Regions from separate parts of the Homo sapiens genome. Here region 1 is linked to region 2. The links are chromatin loops, found by intact Hi-C in ENCODE. Cell type or tissue: Calu3. All regions are shown on one strand. Region 1 overlaps RSPRY1 (ring finger and SPRY domain containing 1). Region 2 overlaps PLLP (plasmolipin).

The links. Peaks named below come from ENCODE experiments on the same cell type or tissue, not always from the same donor. Only the 100,000 strongest peaks of a DNase experiment are listed, where the experiment ranks them.
Region 1: a loop joins it to region 2, with 5 times the contacts of the local background. A loop is called at or near these places in 10 of 110 quality-filtered maps.

The regions. Positions count from the first base shown.
Region 1 is chr16:57,188,825-57,193,824 of GRCh38, forward strand. All of the region lies in intron 1 of RSPRY1 (ring finger and SPRY domain containing 1), which reads left to right. Among named protein-coding and RNA genes, the nearest start is that of RSPRY1, 5.0 kb to the left of the region's middle. In Calu3, no CTCF peak of the experiment used is centred here; no DNase peak of the experiment used is centred here.
Region 2 is chr16:57,275,141-57,280,140 of GRCh38, forward strand. The region is part of intron 1 of PLLP (plasmolipin); the gene reads right to left. Among named protein-coding and RNA genes, the nearest start is that of PLLP, 7.0 kb to the right of the region's middle. RefSeq lists a silencer at 1,537-1,831. In Calu3, no CTCF peak of the experiment used is centred here; a DNase peak (open chromatin) is centred at 2,661.

The DNA of each region.
Region 1 (5,000 bases), 86 kb before region 2:
ATTTTTGTACTGCTCTGAATTTTCTGTTTTTGTGATCCTATATTCTGTGGATCTTTTTAAAAACTATAACTGGTGATTGTGAGTTATTTGATCTCCCAGGATGCATGTTGCCCTAACCTACTATTTAATGTCTTTCTATGTTATGCTTTTTTCTGTACTCAGTGACTTTTTTTTTTTTTTTTTTTTGAGACCGAGATTCCCTCTTGTTCCTCAGGCTGGAGTGCAATGGCGCGATCTCAGCTCACTGCAACCTCTGCCTCCCGGGTTCAAGCAATTCTTCTGCCTCAGCCTCCCAAGTAACTGGGATTACAGGCAAGCACCACCCGTGCCTGGCTAATTTTTGTATTTTTAGTAGAGAGGGAGTTTCACCGTGTTGGTCAGGCTGGTCTTGAACTCCTGAGCTCAAAGTGATCTGCCCACCTTGGCCTCCCAAAGTGCTGGGATTACAGGCATGAGCTACTGTGCCTGGCCCTCAGTGATTATTTTCAAGTTATTGATTATAGGAGGTATACCAGCATACTCTATGTGGGCTTCTGCTTTTGTCAGCAAAATAACTTTTCATTTAGTAAGTATCAAAGGGAAATAAAAACTTAGCATTTTGTATAATAGTGTGTTAATCTGTAGTGAATCAGGTAAAAACAACAAATCTGAGTTATGTAGCACTGTGGGGCCTGGAGGCTAAAAAAAAAAAAAGTGTGTTTTGTCAAGAGTTTAACAAACAATTATTCTGTATTTCTTTTTTTCTGTTTTTTCTTTTTCTTTTCTTTTCTTTTTTTTTTTTTTTTGAGACAGGGTCTCATGCTGTCTCTCAGGCTAGAGTGCAGTGGTGCAATCACGGCTCACAGAAGCCTCTACCTCCCAGGCTCAGGTGATCCTCCCACATCAGCCTCCCAAGTAACTGGGACTACAGGTGCGAGCCACCACACCTGGCCAATTTTTGCACTTTTTTTAAGACAGGGTTACGCCATGTTGCCCAGGCTGGTCTCAAACTCCTGGGCACAAGCCATCCACCCACCTTGGCCTCCCAAGGTGCTAGGATTACAGGTGTGAGCCACCATGCCTGGCCTCGTGAGCTTAATTTAGTCTGTTGAGAATTGTATATGCTTTCCTTAACAATGAAGTAATTTGTTCTAATGAAGTGGGAAATCCCTTTGCATCTTTTTAAATACAGCTTTCTTTCACACTCTATATAGTTTGGAGAAAATGTTAGGAATTCTTGAAGGTAGTAATCACTATTACACTACTTAAGATTGGAAGTTATGGCTGGGCATGGTGGCTCACACCTATAATCACAACACTTTGGGCGGCCAAGGCGGGAGGATCACTTGAGCCCAGGAGTTCAAGACCAGCCTGGGCAACATGGCAAAACCCCATCTCTACAAAAAAATACAAAAATTAGCCCAGCGTGGTGGCACATGCAGATAGTCCCAGCTACTTGGGAGGCTGAGGTGGTAGAATCTCTTGAGCCTGGGAGGTTGAAGATGCAGTGAGCCACTGCATTCCAGCCTGGGTGACAGAGCAACACCCTGTCTCAAATAAATAAATAGGAAATGTTCTGTATTTTTTAGTAGGATACTTGTAAAGTGGGGTGTGATAGTCTCAGGATTGCAAAATAAGTGGAAAGTCAGTAGTCACCACAAATGGGAAACACAGTGGAACCAGCAATCTATTTCAAAAGAATTATTTGGGGATAATAAACTATGGATTTAGCTTCTCTTCAAGCTTTTGGCATTTTCAAGGCAGTTATCATTGAATTTGGGTAGTTTTTTCCCTGATATTCAAATTAGAAAATTGAAAAGCAGAATAATCACGAAGTAGTAAATGCCGTAACTTGGGCAACAGCCTTTTGGAGGGGACTTTTACAACTTTTAGAAGTGCAAAGGAGTGAATATTTCCCTTTGGTTTATCATTCAGTAAGTCAGCTTTTGAAATCCTTTTCTTGCCAACCTTTGTGAGTAGAGAAAACATACAAATGTGTCCATTCCAAAAGGGAGTGGTTGCTGGTTAAATATGTAAAAGTAGTAACTTTAGATAAATGTGTGGTATATACAAGGTTAAATCAGGAAAAGTTATCTTATAAATAGTGGTGGCCTCTTAGAGAACATTCCGCTTTGTTTCTGAGCTTTTGAAAACTGAGAATACATTTGAAATAGTAAGGAATTTATGTACTCCTTAAATTTGTTAAGGAATGAACTCTGCACATAGCTTTCTTGTTGCTTGAAATTATAGTTTCCAGGCGTAATTTCATAGGTCCTATGTACCTCAAATAGAAGGTTTGAAATACCTTACTCAGCAAGTATATTACCTCATAGTTTAATGTTCAGTGTTAGTTTTTTCTTACCCCTCTACCTCCTGAAGAATTGTTTTCGCTCTTGTGTTCCCTTAATGCAGTGATTCTCAAGATGTGGTTTCTGCCCAGTCCCTCCACATGGGAAATATAGCACTGTTTGTTTGTTTTTTTAAGTTTTTATTGCTTCATAGTTGTTCATACTTAGGTATGCCTAAGGGCTACTTATTAATAACCTACCAAGTGAATTACTAAGGATTACTAAAACATGGTATTCATAACCTAAAACTAGAACAATATTGGAGTTTACTGTGGTCTCTTAATACTTTTTTCGCCCAGGAAGTCTGTCCTGGGAAACCTGGCACCAATACAAGCTTCTCACATGTCATATGCAGAATGGGGATTCCTGCAGTATTCAGGAAGTATGCTTAGTTTGGGGTGCATCATCTGAATTGTCTCAAAATAATGTCAGTTTTCATCATGATTCCTCTTTTTTTATTAGAATTTTTATTTAACTTCATCTTTATCAATTTAATTTATAGGTTTTTTTGTTTACTTTTCATTGTGTGGGCAGGAATATTTATACCAACAATATTTTGGCTTATAATGTAAGACATAAATGTGTTACAATGCAAAGATAGATTCTCTAGTCCCCTTTTGCTATTGCTGATTTGTATAGTCACCTAAAAACTTGCTCACACAGAGGTACTTCAGTGTTACCAAAGTTCCTTTTACACTGGAAAACTGATGGAACAAGAGGCCTCCTTCTAGTAGATGCTTTATCTGTAGTCTTTGGGTAGGGAGCTAAGTTTGTCCCTAACCCCAGCTCCCTTTGTCAGGAGCATGAGGGACCTTTTTCCGTCTTTCCTCACTGCCTGCCATATAAGCATTGGATATATAGTTATTGAATGGTGTTGTCTCAGTTTTTCAAAATGGTAAATATTTTGGAGAGACTTTATGTTACAGATTTTAGAATAAATTCACCTAAGATATTTATTGAATACATATTAGGGTCTAATAAGTATCCAAATGAGTATGCAGTATGAGTGTTTTAGACATCATTTAAAGTAGACATCATTAAGGAAAATGTTGATATTCATGCTGCTTATATATTTTATTTGCTTTTCTTAAGAGCAGAGAGTTTTCTGTAATAGAAAAATCCTTTTCCTTCAGATTTGTGTATATTTGAATAACACATGATCTCCTATTATTTGGCCTCCTGGGGGGAAAACCACAAGTACTACGGAATATTACATTTGTTTTTCTTCCCTGTACTGCAACCGTCATAAGCATTTACCTCAATTCTTCCTTAGTATTTTTTGGGAGTCCAAGGCAAATTTTTCAATCCTTAAGATTTCAGGCAGGGATTATTTACTTCCCCTTTTTTACTATTATTTGCTTCCGGAAATTCCTTACTCTATCCTAGGCCTAAATTTTATTTTTTAGTAAATTATTTGAATGCTGAAAGGATTTGTCTTTTCTCCTTTGTACCATTTTAGGTCAGGACTATATTCTGTAATTCTTTCTGACCACAGATGCACTGCTACTAGGTTAAAAAAGCTCTCAACTTTTTAGAGGAAGGTTTTTCCAGAGACTCTTTTTTTTTTTTTTTTTTTTAAGGTCTCACTCTGTCTCCTAGGCTGAAGTGCAGTGGTGCGATCATGGTTTACTGCAGCCTCGACCTCCCCAGCTCAGGCGATCCTCCCACCCCTCACTCCCACTGCCCTTCCCAGTAGCTGGACTATAGGGTCCAAGCCGCCACTCTGGCTAATTTGTGTATTTTTTGTAGAAACAGGGTTTCGCCATGTTGCCCAGGCTGGTCTCAAATTCTTGGGCTCAAGCTGTCTGCCTGCCTTGGCCTCCCAGAGTGTTGGGATTACAGGTGTGAGCCACCATGCCCTGCTCAGATAGTCTTTCAACCAGAAAAAAATACCTACTTTCAAAGGTGTGCTTTCTTAAAGATCCTCAGTGCATAAGGGAAATGTCAGAATCATCCAGTGCTTTTCCCAGACTTCTTGACAGTTACAGTTCAGGAGTTAATGGTACTCTGTGTGACCTAAACCTACGGTTAGATAGCTTTGGACATCTGGGAGGCAAGTAAAAACGCCTCATCAAGACAACCTTTCTTTTTGTGGGAAAAGTAAAATTCCAACCAAATATTTCACAATCTACCCCCTTCTTACCTTCCCCAATGAAATACCAGAGGCTTTAGAGTCTAAAGACAGAAACACTCTTGTTGAAACATCTTTAGGTAGTTTCTGTTTCAGCTGGCAAGTGTAATCTTCATGCATTACCAAATCAGTATTGTTGACTTGAGATTTTCCCTATTTAAACACAATCTTCAGTAAGAAGATTGTGGTCTTTGGGGTGTTCTGCAGGCTTTTTTTTTTTTTTCTTTGGAGACAGAGTCTTGCTCTGTCACCCAGGCTTGAGGGTAGTGGGATGATCTCGGCTCACTGCAACCTCCACCTTCTGGATTCAAGTGATCTTCCCACCTCAGCCTCCCAAGTAGCTGGAATTACAGGCACACGCCACTGTGCCTGGCTAATTTTTGTATTTTTTTAAGCAAATATGTTTCTAGATAATGTTCTCTATCTTGATAGGGTTTGAGTCACAGGTATATGCATTTGATAAAACTCAGCACGTTACTGTGCTTAAGATTTGCACATTTCAGCCGGGTGCGGTGGCTCACGCCTGTAATCCCAGCACTTTG
Region 2 (5,000 bases):
TAAGTGTGTCTTGTATCTGTGTACTTCTTCCACACAAATGATAGCATGCTACAATTTTGCACCTTGCTTTTTTCACTTAAATAGGTAGCCTGGAGATTGTCCATCCTTATACACAGAGCTGTTGCATTGTCTTCTTTGAGGGGTGGGGGGATATCTTTTTACTCACTGCATCATGCACCATTGTACAGATGTATCATAATTTATCTAAACTAGTCCCCATTGATGAACTTGTATATATCACATATATAAGCTAATTTTAAAAAGGAAACTTAAATCACTAGGAAGTGGGAAACCTGTATTATCTGTCACAATAGAAGCTAACAAGGTAATTAAATACAACAAATATGTAACAATGTTAATACATTCCAGACAGATACAACTGGAGTGAAAAAGACTGAACTATGATTCAATTTCCAGAACCCAGAAAGAAAAAAGGAAGAGGAATGAAATAAAGAAATTCAGCAAAAAAAAAAAAAACACTACAACAAAATTTTGCAAGGCAAAAAAAAAAAAAAAAAAAACACCATGAGAGGGGGAAAAAAACCCAGCAAAACAAACAAATTAGGAAAGAAATATTTGCAAATAATCCAGAACTCCTAGCAGTTATTAAGGCAAAGACCAACCACACTCAGTAGAATGAGCAAAGAATACAAACAGACAAGGAAATACAAACGGCTCTTAAACATCTTTTAGATCCTGGCGCCGCGCCTTGCATTTATAATTTCAGCACTTTGGGAGGCCGAGGCAGGAGTACTGCTTGAGCCCAGGAGTTCGAGACCAGCCTGGGCAATATAGTGAGACCATGTCTCTACCAAAAATTAGCTGGGCATGGTGAGGAGCACCTGTAGTCCCAGCTACTCGGCAGGCTGAGGTGGTAGGATGGCTTGAGCCCTGGAGGCGGAGGTTGCAGTGATTCCTGATCGTGCCACTCCACTCCAGCCTGGGTGACAGAGTGAGATCCTGTCTCAAAAACCAACAAACAACCCAAACACATTTTTTAAAAGGTCAACCTCACTGATAAGAGACTGAAAATAGGCTAGGTTTGGTGGCTCATGCCTGTAATCCCAGCACTTTGGAAGGCTGAGGCAGGCAGATCATCTGAGGTCAGGAGTTCGAGGCCAGTCTGGCCGACATGGTGAAACCCTGTCTCTACTAAAAATATAAAAATTAGCTGGGCATCATGGCTCATGCCTATAATCCCAGCACTTTGGAAGGCTGAAGCAGGCAGATCACCTGAGGTCAGGAGTTCAAGACCAGCTTGGCCAACATGGCCAAACCCCGTCTCTACTAAAAATACAAAAATTAGCCGGGCTTGGTGGTGGGCGCCTGTAATCCCAGCTACTCGGGAGTCTAAGGCCAGAGAATTGCTTGAACCCAGGAGGCAGAGGTTGCAGTGAGTCAAGATCATGCCACTACACTCCAGGCTGGGTGACAGAGTGAGACTCTGTCTCAAAAAAAAAAAAAAAAGAGAGAGAGAGAAATGAAAATAACACTACATTGACCTATCATTTTGGTCTATTCGATTGGGGCACATCCAGAAGTGTGTTAAATCACCATGTTGGGAGGCTGTGGGAACAGGAACCTTCCAGGAGGCATGCTGTTGCAGGCAGGAAGGGTGTGACCTCTCCGGAAGGCATTTGGCAATCTACATCACAATCCCAAATGCATGTATCCTCCCACCCAGTAGTCCCACTCCTGGAAACATATCGTACAGATGCACTTGGTGGCATTTCTTGCAGCAGGGTGCGCAACAGCAAAGGAATAGAAAACCCGAAGTGTCTGTCAACAAAGGGACTGACCACACAGTCACACCACAGCTGCATGGTGGAATACTATAGAAGCCATAAAGAAAGAAGCAATTGCACTCCACACACTGAGACAAAAGGACCCCCAAGATTCATTTTTTAAGTGTAAAAGAAAAAGTGCAGAAGGATGTGGCTAGACTATATATCTTGGGGAGACTATATAAACTGGGAGAGAGAGGAATCTAGAGCCACATTTGCATAGGTCTCCTTAAAGAAAGTCTTAAAATGGGATATAGAAAACTGAGAGTGGGCATGAAGGAGTCAACTTTAACCAAAAGGGAACAGAGATTTTTCACTGTACTCCTTCCCTGTCTATTTTATTCTTGAGCATTGTAAATACATTACCTATTAAAGAAATTAGGGGCCGGGTGCGGTGGCTCACGCCTGTAATCCCAGCACTCTGGGAGGCCGAGGCGGGCGGATCACCTGAGGTCAGGAGTTTGAGACCAGCCTGATCAACATGGTGAAACCCTGTCTCCACTAAAAATACAAAAATTAGTCAGGCCATGGTGGTGCGTGCCTGTAATCCCAGCTACTTAAGAGGCTGAGGCAGGAGAATCACTTGAACTTGGGAGGCAGAGGTTGCAGTGAGCTGAGGTCACGTCACTGCACTCCAGCCTGGGTGACAGAGCAAGACTCTGCCTCAAACAAACAAAATAAAAATAAAGAAAAAGAAATTAGGTAATAAAGGTATGAAAAAGATGGACACAGCTTGCTGTGCACTGATACAGAATATCCCTAGGTGTATTGCCCTGGGGAAAAGCATGGCTTGGCACATGCCCAGACAGCACCTATCTGTGGTTAAGTGAGGATGTGGGTTTTATGTAGAAATATGCATCCACTCACCCTGGAATGAGACACAAGGCATGTGGTTGCCTGGGGTGAGGGCAGCTGTGGGGCGTGGTCAGTCAGGGATGAGAGAGATTACATTTTCTTGATTACCCTTTCTACTATTTGAGTGCTTTGTATTATGTCTCTGTAATTTTTTTTTCAAAGAATAAAACAATTCCATCAGTAGAGAAACAGCTAAATGAGCAGAGGCTGCCGGGACACTACGGGTTACTCCACAACAGTTTACAAGGAAGGAAGACAAGTCTCAAAACATGAAGAGTGGCCAGGCACGGTGGCTCATGCCTGTAATCCCAGCACTTTGGGAGGCAGAGACAGGCAGATCACCTGAGGTCAAGAGTTCAAGACCAGCCTGGCCAACATGGTGAAGCCCCGTCTCTACTAAAAATACAATAATGAGTTGGGTGTAGTGGCAGGCACCTGTAGTCCCAGCTATTCGGGAGGCTGAGGCAGGAGAATGGCGTGAACCCGGGAGGCGGAGGTTGCAGTGAGCTGAGATTACGCCGCTGCACTCCAGCCTGGATGACAGAGCACAAGAAGAGCTCTCAGATGCACCAAGTATGAGAAAAGCAACTTGCTGAACAAAGGATACAGAATAAAACTATCAATGTTTTCAAAAGTGCACAGGAAAAAAGACTAGAAACACCCCAAATAGTTGTCCCCTTAGGGACAGAGGTGGGTAATCCAACTACAGCTTTAGTGTAATCTGTACAGGTTTTTTTATTTTGTGAGGAGAATGTATTCATATATTCATAATGTAATTACACATTAATTCCCAAACACTCAATACTCCCCCCCTTGCAGTAAGTGGGGAGTGTGGGGGGAACTAACAATACAAGGCATTTATTGCTCTGTGCAGTGGAGCTGGGTTGGATGAAGATATTGGGCATGCGGGGCCTGGAATGCTGTACTAAAAAGACTGAACCACCCACAAATCTCAGTGCTAAGGGAAGCCCCGGGAGTCTCAGACATTGCAATCCGAGTGTGACCAAGCCCTGCTCACACCTCACTCGGACTCCAACAATCTCATCTAGGTAGCCCCTTCCTGGAGACCAGAGTTGGCTTTCAGTCCCTGCCCTGCCCTTCATCTGCAGAGGAGCTGGTCTGCCTCCTGGGGCCGGAGACAGAGCCGGTATCACCATAAGGAAGAACTTTCCAACACTCCCAAGTGCCCAAGGATGGAGCAGGCAGCCTTAAGAAGAACTGAGCTCCCTGTCTCTGGAAGCATGCAAGTTCATGTTGGAGATGCTGCAAAGGCACCTCTTATGCTTGCATAAGAACCCTCGGATCCTATAACCCTGTGAATCCAAACTGTCCTTCATTCCCACATATAGTGCTAGGCTAGCTCTTTGCAGGCATGATCTAGATCCTGCCATCACCATCTGACAGACAAGGAAGTGAGGCTCAGGGAAATTTGGGAACTCCCCCAGGATCATGCAGCCAGAAAGGGACAGAGCCAGGATTTGAACCCAAGGCTCTCAGCGTCCAGGCCTGTGTTCCCATCAGCACTCTCCATGCCACCCCATGGATCATGGAGATCTAGGGAAGGCTTCTCTTCTTCTTCTTCCTTTTTTTTTTTTTTTGTTAAGAGTAGAGGACTGGGTACAGTGGCTCACACCTGTAATCTCAGCACTTTGGGAGGCCAAGGCAGGTGGATTGCTGGAGCCCAGGAGTTCGAGACCAGTCTGGGTAACATGATGAAATCCCATCTTTACAAAAAATATAAAAACTTAGCCAGGCATTGTGGCATGTACCTGTCGTCCCAGATACTCAGGAGGCCTGAAGTGGGAGGATCGTCTGAGCCTGGGAGGTTGAGGTTGCAGTGAGCTGTGATCACACTACTATAGTCCAGCCTGGGTGACAGAGCAAGACCTTGTCTCGAGGAAAAAAAAAAAAAAGTAGGGGTCTTACTCTGTCACCCAGGCTAGAGTGCAGTGACGTGATCATGGCTTACTGCAGCCTTAAACTCCAAGGCTCAAGCAATCTTCCTACCTCAGCCTCCCAAGTAGCTGGAACTACAGGCATGTGCCACCCTGCCACCTGCCTAGCTAGGTGAGGCTTTTGATCTGTTATTCACCTGCAAAGTGGGAATTGTGTGGCCACCCCCAATCCCAGGAGGTGGGGCAAAATGGAAGGACAGAAGGTACCAAACCAAATGGCCTTACCGCCACAGGGCATTCACACAGCTTCCACATCCTGGGCCTCAAGGACGCCTACTGACTGACAGGTCTCTGTACAAGCTCTGGTCTGTCCTGATCCTCCTTCTCCCTTCCTATGCCAGGAAGCCCTCCCTGATGGCCTTGGCCCCTGATGAGTCTCCCTTCCTGCAGTCCCCCTTTTCCCCCT